2 separate regions of the Homo sapiens genome follow, and region 2 is linked to region 1. Evidence: chromatin contacts called from ENCODE Hi-C or POLR2A ChIA-PET data. All regions are on one chromosome and are shown on one strand. Each heading gives the region's core, a stretch centred on a gene start or an enhancer-like site at or near the end of the contact. The rest is flanking DNA. Distances are from core to core; before and after follow the strand shown.

The links. Hi-C counts contacts between places; a loop is a spot of excess contacts on that map. ChIA-PET counts read pairs that join two places held with the same protein, here RNA polymerase II (POLR2A). Pooled maps may share reads with other maps.
Region 2: a loop to region 1 is called in a map of mammary epithelial cell, with 6 times the contacts of the local background. The contact joins the promoter of SMIM39 here to the enhancer-like site in region 1. A Hi-C loop is called at or near these places in 9 of 168 maps with a recorded cell type or tissue (CD8-positive, alpha-beta T cell, HCT116, dorsolateral prefrontal cortex and 4 more), 5 of 37 single-sample maps with no recorded cell type and 15 of 50 pooled maps. POLR2A ChIA-PET finds 5 or more read pairs at or near these places in 2 of 52 experiments (activated T-cell and activated naive CD8-positive, alpha-beta T cell).

What each region holds. Positions count from the first base shown.
Region 1 is chr2:130,794,390-130,800,802 of GRCh38, reverse strand. No RefSeq gene overlaps it. Among named protein-coding and RNA genes, the nearest start is that of ARHGEF4, 39 kb to the left of the region's middle. RefSeq lists silencers at 2,549-2,798, 3,109-3,258. Within about 2 kb of position 3,167, at least 36 of the 41 ENCODE cell types and tissues checked have a DNase peak (open chromatin) inside an H3K27ac peak, as active enhancers do; they include CD8-positive, alpha-beta T cell, HCT116, dorsolateral prefrontal cortex and 2 more, where a contact is called at or near this core.
Region 2 is chr2:131,031,441-131,038,244 of GRCh38, reverse strand. It overlaps SMIM39 (small integral membrane protein 39), which reads right to left and starts at 3,153. Exons shown (of 1, transcript NM_001414894.1): 1 at 2,983-3,153. The coding sequence starts at 3,153. The coding sequence ends at 2,983. All of the region lies in intron 5 of ARHGEF4 (Rho guanine nucleotide exchange factor 4), which reads right to left.

The sequences.
Region 1 (6,413 bases), core at 1,918-4,417:
GACATACTGAAAAACACCTGGTCTGTGTGTATGACCCAAATTGCAATTCTTATATCCCAAATAAAATGTTATATTTAGAGATTTGTCTCTACCTTTTAATGTTGACTTCAGTACAAGCTTCCTATCTATTTCACTTCTAGGAACGCCATAATCAACTATCCAACATCACATATTCACACAAGTCAGACTATTCTGATTGTTACTTTGTCTCTTCTGTCCATTATGGTAGTCACACCCACCTTGTCTTAGGTGGTTGAGTTCCCCTCTTGGCTCCTCCCACCCTGAGATCAGTTGCTGTCATTGCATTTAATTTTCCAATTGAGTGACTGTGGTTCCCACTGTAAGGTCTGCCCAGAGAGAAAAGCAATGAAACAGCTCTTGAAGGATGCTGGGGCTCCCCTCACAAACCCATTTCTTACAATATTGGTGAAAGGTGTGTCTGGACTAGTGTGGGTAAGTATGTCTAAAATGGCAAATCTACTCTAATTCCAATCTCTTCAATTCCCTTCCTCTACATTAAAACAAGGGATATCTGGCACCTCCAACTTGCTCATTGTAGGCCGCCTTTTAATCTGTTTCCCCTAACCAACTAAACTATTAGGTCTTTTTTACACGCCCAGGGCTGCAGCATTCAGTGCAGAATCTCTGCTTAGTGGGCCCACATCAATACATTTGGCCTGATCCGACTTTATGGTCTTTCCACCATTATCCTGCATGTTTAATGGATCCTTAAGATCCATTTCCACACATTTACTGGATTTCTGCCTGTATGAATTAGAAAACTCAAGTAGTTCTTTTGGATTGTGGCACACCTCCTCCTGGGTCCTGCTATGTCCTCACCTTTGGGGGCCTGCTGGGCCTTGAGTCTAGTTATAGGTCTAGTAAAGACAGGTGGGTCCTAAGGAAACTCAGCATTGTCTTGCATGACAACTGCCTCAGGGGAGGTCTTTATCATTTCCTCCAGCAATGCAGGGTTAATCTCCTCAGGCCAAGGCCAACACCACGAAGGGTGTGAAGGCTGCTTCCCCTGGGGATGGGGAGGCTAGTTTTGCTGTGGATGGGAAGACAACTCCCGTGGGCAAAGAGAATTCATCAGAATTTAGGAGCTCAATGTCTCCCAGTTTCATCAGGATATTCCCATACACCCCCATCCCAATTTACAGGTTGTCATCCTCTCCCAATCAATACCCTCACTTTAATAGTAGACATCCTGGGAGGCTGGGAGTTCAGCTTTTGCTGTAATTCAGCCAGTCACATGGTGAGGACTTGTGTTTGATTTTCAGCAGTTTCAACCCTGTGGCTACAGAGGGTCATCCCTCATGGTGGCCCTGACAGGGCGTGGGGGAGAGAGGCTAGGGCATCTGTGGTCTTCTTTTGGGAGATATGGGGCTCACCCTCTGCACTTTGCCTAAGCTGCATCCCACACTTTCTGGGCAACCTCCTATGTCTCAACTCCTGGCCCTGCTGTGCCCCCAGAAGGCTCCTCTTGACAGGCCACCCTCTTAGGCAGGGTCCTTTTGGGATGACTCACACCTGATACCTTGAGGACCAGCATCACTTGCAACCTTGTCTGTCCACACGGTGCACCTGAAGCGTCTCCACTGCCAGCCCTCTTCCCAGCTTTTCCAGCAACGGATGTCCATAGCCTGCCCTCCTACCCAGGAGTGGTGTCCATCTCTGTCTCAGGGATGCTACTGGTCTGTTTGCTCACAGCAGGGATGGGCCTGCGAGTGCCGGCGCTGAGCAGGCAGCCTGCAGCCCTGAGCCGGCTCCCACTTCAGGGCCATAGAGGGCGGGGAAGGGGGCAGGGCCTGGCAGAGGCTGGAGATGCTTGGATGGGGGCCAACAGCAGGGGGATGGGGGAAGGCAGCGCCTAGCAGCTATCCTTGAAATGAGTGTTTTCGCAGCCAAAGCTCAGGTGTAGGCCCACTCCCCCATGCCACGGCCTTTTGAACATGTGGAACCAGGACTCGGAACGTCCTGTTTTAAAGTGGGAGGTGGGCTGTCACTGGCAGGCGAGAGCTGCCGCCGCGCCTCTGCGAGGCTCCCCATTCCTGCGACCCTATCACATGTGGAAGGTGGGTGGGAGGGTGGTGGCGCGGTTGATCTGATCTCTGTCCCAAATAAGGCTCTTGAGGAGGACGCAGGGCACTTCCAGGGCGAGGGTGCCGCTGGGCTCTGACAAGCCCTTTGGGGACTCGTGGAGTCGTGGGAATGCCAGCTGACTCAGCGAGGGCGGCCTTGGCCACAGCAAGGTACCCTTCCCTACTTTCTGTCTTTCGTGGTGAGGCGATTTTAAAAACGCAGTCTGAGCAGCCCTTGCCATTGTCCTGCTGTGTACCCAGCACTTAGTGTGTCAGCTGGTCCGTGTGGACGGCCCAGTCCCTCCAGTGGCATCCCTACCGGTGACCCCTCCTGCCTGCACCATCGTTCCAAGTCTCAGGGCCGGCGCACAGGCGGGGCGCGGGGCTCTTGGCGCCCCTGCGCTCGGAACGGCTGCTTCCGGGCTGGGTGGCTGCTGTCGCCCAACACGCGGCCTCCGCAGAACAGTGGGCTGAGGTCGGTCCAGGACGGCGGTCCCAGCCCTAGGACCGGCGTACAGTAGAGGGCCCGGCAAAGGCCTCGGCCCAGCGGGGAAGTCGCGCCCTCCTGCGGCGCTGACGGGGACAGCAGGGCTCTCGGGCCGTCCTCTGGCTGTGCCCCGCCCCGGGGGACGCTGGGCGGACTGCGGGGCGTGCCCGGGGGCGCTGCAGTGTGTGCGGACTCGCAGTGGGTGCTCACTGTCGGCCAGAGCCAAGGCGTTCGGCCGCCTCGGCCTGAGGAATGAAGGCGCCTTGTGTCGCTTTAGCAGGCAGCAGTGACCCGTGGCGCGTCCCCGGGGACCCGACTGCGGGGCCAGTGGTGCGAAGCCAGTCCTGTGCCCGGGCCTGGTCCTCCCAGCCTCTAGGAAAGCGGATCTCGCTCTCGGTGAGATGAAACGGCCCAGGAGAGAGGCCCCGTCCCTGGCAGGCGGGTGTCCGCGGCAGCGCGAGCCATTCGCGCGGTCAGCCGGGGCGTCTTCCGGATGCGAGGCCCGCGGAGCTCGTGGGAGGTGCTGGCGCCCTGTGTGGCCCGCCCTGCGCTCCCGGCTGCGGGTTCCGAGACTGAGCCGCCGGGAGCCTCCGGAGAGACAGCTCCGCGCGCCCCCTGCTGGCAGGAGGGAGTCGCTCTATGCTGGGCCGGAGAGCAGGGTCCTCCACGCGGCAGGGGGACTGCGCTAAGAAGTCAGGCCCCGCCCCGTGGCTGGGTTTCAGGGCCACAGGCAGCAAGAGACCCACTTCTATCCACCCTGCCCGGCTTATGTAGCACGAAGAGGGCTCTGAAGAAGCAGCCTCTTACTGACATTCTACACACCCTTATGAAAAGCCCCCAAAGAGGCCCCGCGCGGTGGCTCAAGCCCGTAATCCAAGCACTTTGGGAGGCTGAGGCAGGCAGATCACCTGAGGTCAGGAGTTCGAGACCAGCCTGGCCAACATGGTGAAACCCCGTCTCTACTAAAAATACGAAAATTTGCTGGGTGTGGTGGCGTGCGCCTGTAATCCCAGCTACTCCGGAGGCTGAGACAGGAGAATCGCGTGAACTCGGGAGGCGGAGGTTGCAGTGAGCCGAGATCGAGCCACTGCACTCCAGCCTGGGCGACAAGAGCAAAACTCTGTCTGGAAAAAGGAAAAAGAAAGAAAAAGCCCCCAGAGTCGGGTCTAGCCAGGGTCCCCAGCAGACAGTTAATCAATGAAAATGGGCCAAGTGCAGTGGCTCACGCCTGTAATCCCAGCACTTTGGGAGGCCGAGACGGGAGGGTCACGAGGTCAGGAAATCGAGACCATCCTGGCTAACATGGTGAAACCCCGTTTCTACTAAAAAATACAAAAAAATTAGCCGGGCGTGGTGGCGGGCGCCTGTAGTCCCAGCTACTCGGAAGGCTGAGGCAGGAGAATGGCGTGAACCCGGGAGGCGGAGCTTACAGTGAGCCAAGATAGTGCCATTGCACTCCAGCCTGGGTGACAGAGCGAGACTCCGTCTCAAAAAAAAAAAAAAAAAAAAAAAAAGAAAGAAAAAAAGAAAAGAAAGAAAGAAAACGCATGGCTCTCAGGGCCCTGGAGGCTGGAAGGGTCTATTTCCCATGCATGACTCCCTTGTAAGAGGATACAGGGCCCTGCAGAGCTCAGGAATGCAGAGTGGGAGGGGGACAGAGGCAAGCACACCTGCAGAGGTGACAGAGGAGAAGGCTGTGGAAGGCCGAGGGCTTTGAGTGGTCTGGCAGCCACAGTCAGCAGGAAGTGGCCTGGGGCTTTGCACCCTGCAGCCTGGCTCTCCCCACGCTCTGGGGTGGGACTGCAATGGTGTTGAGTCACTGCATACAGCCTCTGTCATATATTCTTCTGGTGCTTTTGTTAAGTGTGAGAACCACTGGCCTACACAATGGAGAGATGGGCCTGGGCCCTGGAGGGAAGGACTTGGAAGAAAGGGTAGACCAATTCAGAGACTGAGGGAATGGGAGCCAGCGGAGGTTCCAGCAGGACATGCTGCAGGAATCGATGGGCCATCTCTATGGGGAACTGCTCTTCTAGCAGTCCTCCTTCCTTTCATCTGGATGTGGGGCTTACACTGTTCCCACCCATGCCCATGAGCTGTCACACTTCTGGAGAGCAGGGACAGGTGGGACCGGCTGGCTGCATAGGATGGGGCCTGGGTTATCACAAATGGTCCCAGTATGTGAGGCTTTGCACAAATTTTGTAGCTGGTTCTGTGGACTCATCTTGTTCAGCTCATGTTTGTTGTGGGGTTATCAGCAGGTCCCAGTTTGCCTGGGATTTCCCAATTTTAGCCCTGTAAGTCCTTCATCTGGATAAACTTCTCAGTCCTGGGCAGCTGATTTGGTGACCCTAGCCCCCTGCTCAGAGAAGGAAGGAGGGCATGCTGTCATAGACACTTGGCCCCATGGCACACTTGCTCTGTCCCTTGGCCTGTAGGTTACTCCTGGGTGGCTCTGACCACACTGTCTTTCCCGAATCTCTCCTGCTGTCAGGAAACCCTGCCATTCACCTCCTGGTCAGTTTATAGCACCCAGAGGCCTCTTGGAGCTGTTGTCCTCACACTGAATCAATGACCCAACAGGAAGTGTAACCAGCCACAGTCAGATGAGCCAGCAGTCAGGCTGTTCTGAGATGGCCCCTGGCTGCTAAGCAGGCAAGGACAGGGAGTTGCTGGGTTGAGGATAGCCTGACCGTGGGGCTCCCAGTGCAGTGGGAGGCAGAGCTGCCAGACCACACAAGCCAGTGGTTCTCTTCCACACTGTGGGGTTTGAGCCCTCCTAAAATGAAAATGCCCTAGCAAGAAAAACTTAGAATATGTATTTTCAAAATTTCACTTATAATAGCAATGAAATACATAAGGTTTCTATGAATAAAAAGTAAAATGGATGCAGTCCTTCATAGAGAAAATGGCAAAACTGAAAAGAAAGCCATTAAAGAAAGTTTATATAAATGGAGCAATATATGTGAAAAAATGTCAATTATCTTCAAATTCATGCACTTTCCTGCAATTCTACTAAAATCTGAGCAGCTTTTAGGGGGAGACTTGTCAAACTGATTCTATAATTTATATGGAAGAGTGATGAGCTATGACCATTATAAAAATAAAGAACAAGATGGTAAGCATTGCCCAACAGATATTCAAGATGTCATAATTAAGGCAGAATGTACTGGCACAGGGAAAAAACTGACCAAGGAACCAAATCCCAGTAGCAGCCCCTCCCACATAGTGAGACTTGGTTTGTGACAGAGCTTGCAGATCCATGGGGAAAGTATGGGCCGGTAAATCAATTTTCTGGAACAATTGGTTATCCATTTAGAAAATCAAGTAGAGTTGGATCTTTGCTTTAAATCATGAACAAAAATAAATTGCATGTGGGTTAAAGACCTAAGTGTAACAAACCACATTTGAAACTGCCGGAAGAAATGGTAGGAGGCTATATTTATAAATTTGCAGTGAGTAAGGATTTCATTAGCAAGACACAAAAGCACAAATCATATACAAAAATATTGATGAAAAAACAAAAAGATGGCCGGACGCAGTGGCTCACGCCTGTAATCCCAGCACTTTGAGAGGCTGAGGTGGGCGAATCACGAGGTCAGGAGATCGAGACCATCCTGGCCAACACCCTGTGTCTACTAAAAATACAAAAATTAGCTGGGCGGGCCGGACGTGGTGGCTCATGCTTGTAATCCCAGCACTTTGGGAGGCAGAGGTGGGTGGATCATGAGGTCAGGAGATCGAGACCATCCTAGCTACCACTGTGAAACCCCATCTCTACTGAAAATACAAAAAATTAGCCGGGCGTGGTGGCGGGCGCCTGTATTCCCAGCTACTTGGGA
Region 2 (6,804 bases), core at 1,904-4,403, 240 kb before region 1:
AAGGCTGCAGGAGGGAGGGGCTGGGGGCTGGTGCCCTCCTGTGGGCTTCTTGTGGATGAGCATTGCCTGTAAGGTCAGCCACCAACCACAATGCCCCTTCATCCAGGTAGACAGTGCCCTGCCATTGGAGTGATTGGAGCTTGTTTACTGTGTGTTTTTCAACACTTGCAGAACCAACCTCATGGCACCCCTGCTCCCATCCCAAGCCCCAGAGATGCCAGCACCAGCTGAGCAATGCCCCTTCTTAGAGCTCTAGGTCCCAAGCCCTGTGATCCTAAGTTTGAGTTAGTCCAACCTCTTCTCTTCATTTCCCAAGTTCTAGGAGAAGCAGAAACGTTTTGCAGCTGCTACCTCTGTGACAGGCACTTCAGGACTGCTCTTATGCAGTGTTACCCAGTCAACCACATTATACCTAGCCGACCATTCTTCACATGCTTCTCTCTGCTCAAATAACCAGCAGAGTGCCTTGCTCCAGAGTGGTGTGGACTAAGACACTGGACGCTCCCCTGCCTCTCCCAGGCAGCCCTTGTACGCCATGGGGCTGACCCCTGCTTTCTCCTAACATGGGATCTGTTTCTGCTCCCTGAATGATGAGCAGTTCTAGGGCCTTAGGGCAGGAGAGGAGGAGTGGGCTGGGGCTGCACAGGAGGTGAGGTCCACGACCCTCCCTGCTAGGACCAGGTGTTGGCACTGGCTGTCACAGCTGTGGGGGCGGTCAAGGATGGGAATGTCACAAACAGGCCCTCCTCTGAGCTCCCATCCCAGGAGCCCTCCTTTCACTTCACTGGGTACTCCCTAAGCACTGTGTGAATCCTCACCTCAACATGGAAACCAAGAGTGGGGCCAGTCCTGTGTTCCAGCTAAGAGGCCTCTGCCTGAATGGGCAGGGTGAGGGCTGGGGCTGGCCACTGGAGCACTGAAGCTCCAGAGCCTGCTTGGGATGGTGCTTTCCTCCAGGGGTCCTGAGCAAGCAAGTTCAGGGAAGGACAAACCTTCTCTTTCCTGGGGGTAAAACCTGCTCCAGTCCTGATGGACGCTCTCCTCAGAGTGACACATGAGCCTGTGAGCCCAGGAACCCTCACAGCGCGGCAGCCACGCGGGGGCTGCAGACCTCCAGAGGCCTCCACGGGGTCCCAGGCACAGAGCCCTGGGTTATTCCTGGGGGCAGCAGGCTTCCACAGGGGGCCACTGCTCTCATTCCCAGCCACAAAGACCTTCTGCAGGTGGCCTCCAGATCATGAGCTGCTGCTGCCACTCAGATGAGATGAGACAGGAGGGCTCAGGCGACCATATGGTAGGAGCCCACCAGCCACAGTGGGGAGCTGGCTCACCCCGCTGAGGCCCTGAAGAATGAGGCTCCAGGGAAAGAAGGAAGCAGACATGGCGGTCTGGGGACACCAGTGAGAGCGTGAGCTGTAGGTGACATGGCCCTGACCTGGGGTCTGTGACACAGGCTGTCAGGAGGTGACCCGACACACTCAACATGGCTCATTTTCCCACTGCTTCCCTTCTCAGGAGGTTCCTGCCTGATATTAACCAGGTGAGGTGTCACCCTCTGTCTCTAGGTTCCCTTAAATGAGCCCTGAGCAGAAGCCTGGTGCCCCCATTCCCCTTTCCTTTATGCTGCCTGTCCCTGCAGGTGGGACTGGGTCCGGCATAGGTGGCCCCCCACATAGCTGCCAGGGAAGGTCACCAGGTGTCGGGCAAGAGGAGGGCTTCACAGAGAGGCCAGCTTCCAGGCACCATTAGGGACAAGCCCCACACTTGTCCTGCCCAGTCAGCTGGAAGACCTTGGGGAGGAGGGGAGGAGGTGTTAATTGCCTTTGTCGCACCCTGGCAGAGGGACACGTGCCGTGAGCAAGCTCTCCTCCTGTGTCTCCCACCAATGTAAGGATGTCAGCCCCTTCTGCACAGCCTCCCACTCGGGAGGTACTCTAATTTAGAGTTAGGAGAAATGTGAACTGTTTGTGTTGTCACCAAGACAAAATGTGGCTCTGTGAGGTCAGAGACAGTTTCGTAGGACATCAGAGTCATGCTCCACCTCCGATGCTATTGCGCTGGGTGCGTTTCTGGGCAGAGGCCCTTTTTGGTGCTCGTAGGCACAGCTGCACCTGAGCCAAGACACAAGCCAGGCAGGCCCAAGGGGCAAGGAGTCCAGGCTGCCTCTCTGCCTGCAGGGAGCGGAGACTGACTCTTGAGACACAGCAGGGCTGTGAAACTGGCTGTTCTATTGTGGGAGAAGGTCCCAATGGAGGTGCACATTTGAGACTCAAATAGCCCAGGGCAGGGAGCGGGATCCCCTCCTGTGCCTCTGAGGTTCTGACAGCCTCCAGAAGGGCAACGCTGCCAGGCTCTGCCTCCAGCTACTCCCTGTGACCGCCACTGCCCTCCCCACCCTGCCCACCTACCAGACGTGCAGGGTGGGGGCAGCTGTGAACACCCGCAGTTTGTGCAGCAGGGGTGGGGGCTTCAGAGGGCCCACGTGCAAGGGGGGCAGAGGGGCTCTGCCCGTGGGAAGACTGACACCACGTATTTTAAGGCCTAAAACGGGAAAAACAACTGCAGGTAACATGCGCAGCGGTGCCCGGGGGTCTTCCACACACCTGACTCAACCTACACAGATGCAAGCGCGGGTCGCTCACCCAGCGGTCACATGCACTCCGTTTCCAGACAAGCAGCCGGGGAGCCCCAGCTGAATCCGCATCCTCGGTTACTCGCAGAGACGCGCCATTTTGGCCTCCCCCCTCGCCCCCGCAGCCCCCACTCCCCACAGGGCACAGAGGACAGAAGGACCCTGTGACACACGTGCCACCACGCCCCTCAGGCACCCGCTCGGCGACACCCCCGGACCAGGCCCTGGTAGTGAGCACATGGGGTGGAAGGAGGCCTTCCCTCCGCGACCAGTGCGGAGGCCGCGGGTGGCAACGGCTGGAGTGCCGTCGCCCGCGCCACTCACCCCGGCGCGGCGCCCTGCGCGGCCGCTCAGCGGAAGGCCAGCAGGAAGATCAGTACGACGTTGATGAGAACCAGGAGCGCCAGCACGGCGGAGACCACCACGCGCTGGGCGCCGGGGGGCAGGTTGCAGCGCAGCAGGGCGCGCAGGGCGTTCCCGGGCGCCGCGGGGCCGCGCCGGGGCTGCGGGGCCCTCGCCATGGCGCCCGGCCTCCCGCTCCGTGCGGCCCCGAGATCCCGCCGCACAGGGCCGAGCCGGTGGCCCGCAGCGCCCGGGGAGAGGCGGGGCGCCTGCGCTCGCGGGCCTGGGGCTCCTCCCGCGAAGCCGGCGCCGTGCGCGCGGCGCCTCCCAGGCCCCAAGCCCTGGCAACCCTGGCAACCAAGCCGGCTGTGCGGGCGGGGGCGGCGGCGGCGGCGGGCTGGAGAGGCTCAGAGGGACCGCGGCGGCTCGGGCGTGCGCTGCGCTGCGCCCTTGGCACCTCCTTGGAAAGGGTCGGGAATCTCCACGCCGGCACAGCAGTCCTGGCCCTGGGCTGGCCAGTGGCACAGATGGCCACGGGGGCGCTCGGGGATGCCCCGGGACCTCCTCGTTTCAGAGATACAGAGGCCAAAACGCCTGGCACCGGCGCTTTGGGGAGGGATGGGCCAGGGACTCTGATTCCTTACAAGGACTGGCCGCAGGCCCCCACTTCACAGATGAGTAAACGTGGCTCTGAAAGGTTAGGGATTCTGCTCAGTCATAAAATCGCGCAGGAATGCAGGGATGGCGGAGGCAGGATTTAAACTCCGGTGGGAGCGATCCACCCTGAGGGGCCCCTCTTCACTGACCGCAGCGTCCGAGCAGCATTGTGTTCCTTTGGAAAAGCCAGGCGTCCAGGGCTTCCTCTGCCTCCACTCGACACAGCCTGCAACCTTAACCCTGTAGGTTTCAAAGCTCTTGTGCAAGAGCTCTCATTCTATCCTTAAGAATGACAGCCCAGGTACAGTCAGTGTGTCCTTCTGAGAGATAAGAAGACTGCAGGGGAGAGGGCTAAACACTCCGCTCAGGCATGGGCAGAGATTTCTGGGCAACAAGCTCAGTGCTTTGAATCCTGGAGCAAGAAGAGTTCCTGGAGGGCAGGGAGGGGCGCACAGAGGGAATGTGTGCAGACTGGGTGTTCCCATGGGAGTGACTTTGTATGCTCTGATCTCTCTGTGTGTGGCCAGCTCTTGGCCACCCCTTGCAAAGATAGGTGAGTGTACCCTGAATGTCACCATCCTGTTGACTGTAAAGCAGAGTGGATGCCACATGTGTGTGCATGTGTGTACACAAGGGGTACCTGTGTGTGCATGGGCATAGGCACCTCTGTGTAAGGGGATACCTCTGTGTGTATATACATATGGGTACCTGTGTGTATGTGGGTGGGGTTTCCATGCATGTGCCTATGTACAACATGTGGGTGCCCGTGTGTGTGTGCAGAGAAGTGTCAGGGATGTGTCCAGAGAGGCTGTGTGCCTCCCTCACATCTGAAGGTTCAGCCTGGGCCCATCCGCCTGGTGTACTGCTCATGCCCAGTTCTTTAGAAAACGCTGGTCTGCAGGTTTGCTCCCCCAAGCTGTCAGGAGAATTGGGGGGATCAGAAGACATCTAAAGTCTCGCTGGTACCCCCAAATCCCAGCAGTCCTCTAGTAAGATGGTGATGTGTCCTCTCATGGGGTGTGGCTTCGAACCCCTGACGTGTGGATGCTTCATTGTGCACCTGTGGCCTCTGAACAGCTGGCCACCCAGAAGGGTACATGTCCTCTGGGCCCTGGGTACAGTGGGTCGGTGAGCTGGATGGCCGGCAAAGGCACTGAGTGCTGGAGGGTCTACAGCAGCCTGCTCGGCCACTGGGCCAGGCCTGGGCAGGCAGGGGTTGGTTCTTCAGCCCCAGCTGAGTGCTGCGCACATCCTCTGCCCCATGCACAGCAGGGCAGCCTGGGGAGGACTGAAGGTGGCTGAAGCACCCCTGACTGAGGACTGAGCAGGGTCCTTCTCCCTGCCTAGGGGCCCCCAGCCTCTATATCCCAGAGAGCTGGGTTTATGGCAGGAACGGCAGTGGTAACAGCTTTCCTATGTGAGTTTCATGACCAAAAACCTAACAGAAAAGCTTGAAGGCAGACAGGGTGTGGTGGCTCACAACCTGTAATCCCAGCACTTTGCGAAGCCAAGGCGGGCAGATCGCTTGAGCTCAGGAGTTCGAGACCAGCCTGGGCAACATAGTGAAACTCCATCTCTACAAAAGATACACATATTAGCCAGGAGTGGCGGCATGTGCCTGTAGTCCCAGCTACGAGAAAGACTGAGGTGGGAGGATCACTTGAGCCTGGGAGGTGGAGGTTGCAATGAGCCAAGATTATGCTTCTGTACTCCAGCCTGGGTGACAGAGTGAGACCCCGTCTCAAAAAAAAAAAAAAAAAAAAAAGAAAAAAGAAAAGAAAAGAAAAGAAAGCTTGAAGGCAAAGGCCTAGGCCCTTGAGGGGTTGGACAGACAGCTCCCACCAGGGAGGGGAGTGGCCCAACTAGGCTGGTGGCAGGACTGAGGTGCAAGCAGAAGGGAGACATAGGTGTCTGGGGCAGATGAGGGGTGAGCCCCCAGTGCTGTGGCTTTGGGAGGACAAAGGGAAGAGGAAAGCCACTTTGGAGGGGCTGGCCACCAGGTGACCTTGCAGCCCTGCGCAAAAGTGGCAGCAGTGGCCCCAAGGGACTGTGAGCTGCTCCTGCCCCGCCTCATGGAGCACCTAAGCCCAGCTTGCTGTCCAGCCTAATGAGGATGAGTACAAGGTATCTGCAGCACTGACAGCCATCAGGCTCCTCCCTGGGGCTGAGGAGGGGGAATAAGAGCCAGGTCAGGACTGGGGAGGGATGTCCAGCGGCACGGGAACTCAGGGAAGACAAAAACACCTGGAGCGAGTCAGAGTGACTCCATGAGGGGTGACCAAGAGCTGGCCTCATGTCCTATAGCATCCTCGGGTTGTCTCATGGAGAATGCCAGGAGAGCAAGGGCAGTGACCCTGCCCTGGGGACATCTGTCCCCAGGCCGGACCTGGCTCTTGTTCCCCCTCCTCGGCCCCACAGAGGAGCCTGATGCCTATCAGTGCGCCAGACACCTCGTGCTCATCCTCACCAGGCTGGAAGACGAGCTGGGCTTAGGCACTCCATGAGGTGGGGCAGAAGCAGCTCACAGGATGCTGCAAGACATGAGGCAGGGGACAGGCTGCTGTTCACAGGTGCCAGTGGGCAATGGGAGACCCTAGACCTCCCCAGCAGGAGCCAGGCCGTCCTCTCCCCTGGTCACATCATGGCTCGCACTGGCAGCACTGCCCACACGGTGGTGGTGGTGGGGAGGGAGCTGGGTGGTCACTCTCACTGACAGGCGCTTCTGGCTTTAGCTTCAGAAAAAGTCCAGGGGGCTTAGGGTGGCCTCAGGCCTGACTGCAGGGGCACAGTGCAGCCCAAGAGAGTCAAGGGGGAGGGCGAGGAACTGGGCAGACAGGCCCAGGCCTGGGCCATGGCCTTGGGGGTAGGCCCTAGAGGGGCCAGTGCTGGAAGAAGAGAGTACACTCCTGGGCACTGAAAACACTCAGCGTCTGCATTCCTTAATTTGCCTGGCAGGGACTGGACACTCACGAGGGGCAGGGCACAGGGAACTCAAGGAATGCAGAAGGAACGAGACATTGTGCCTGTTTGCACGTTCCTCAGGCCCATATGGGACAATGCAGGGGCCCACACAGACACGGCCTGTGGGCAGCTCCCTGCAGGCAGGACTATGGCTTCTGCACAGCTGCATCCTAGGACCTGGTGCGTCCCTGACGCAAGTACTCACTACACAC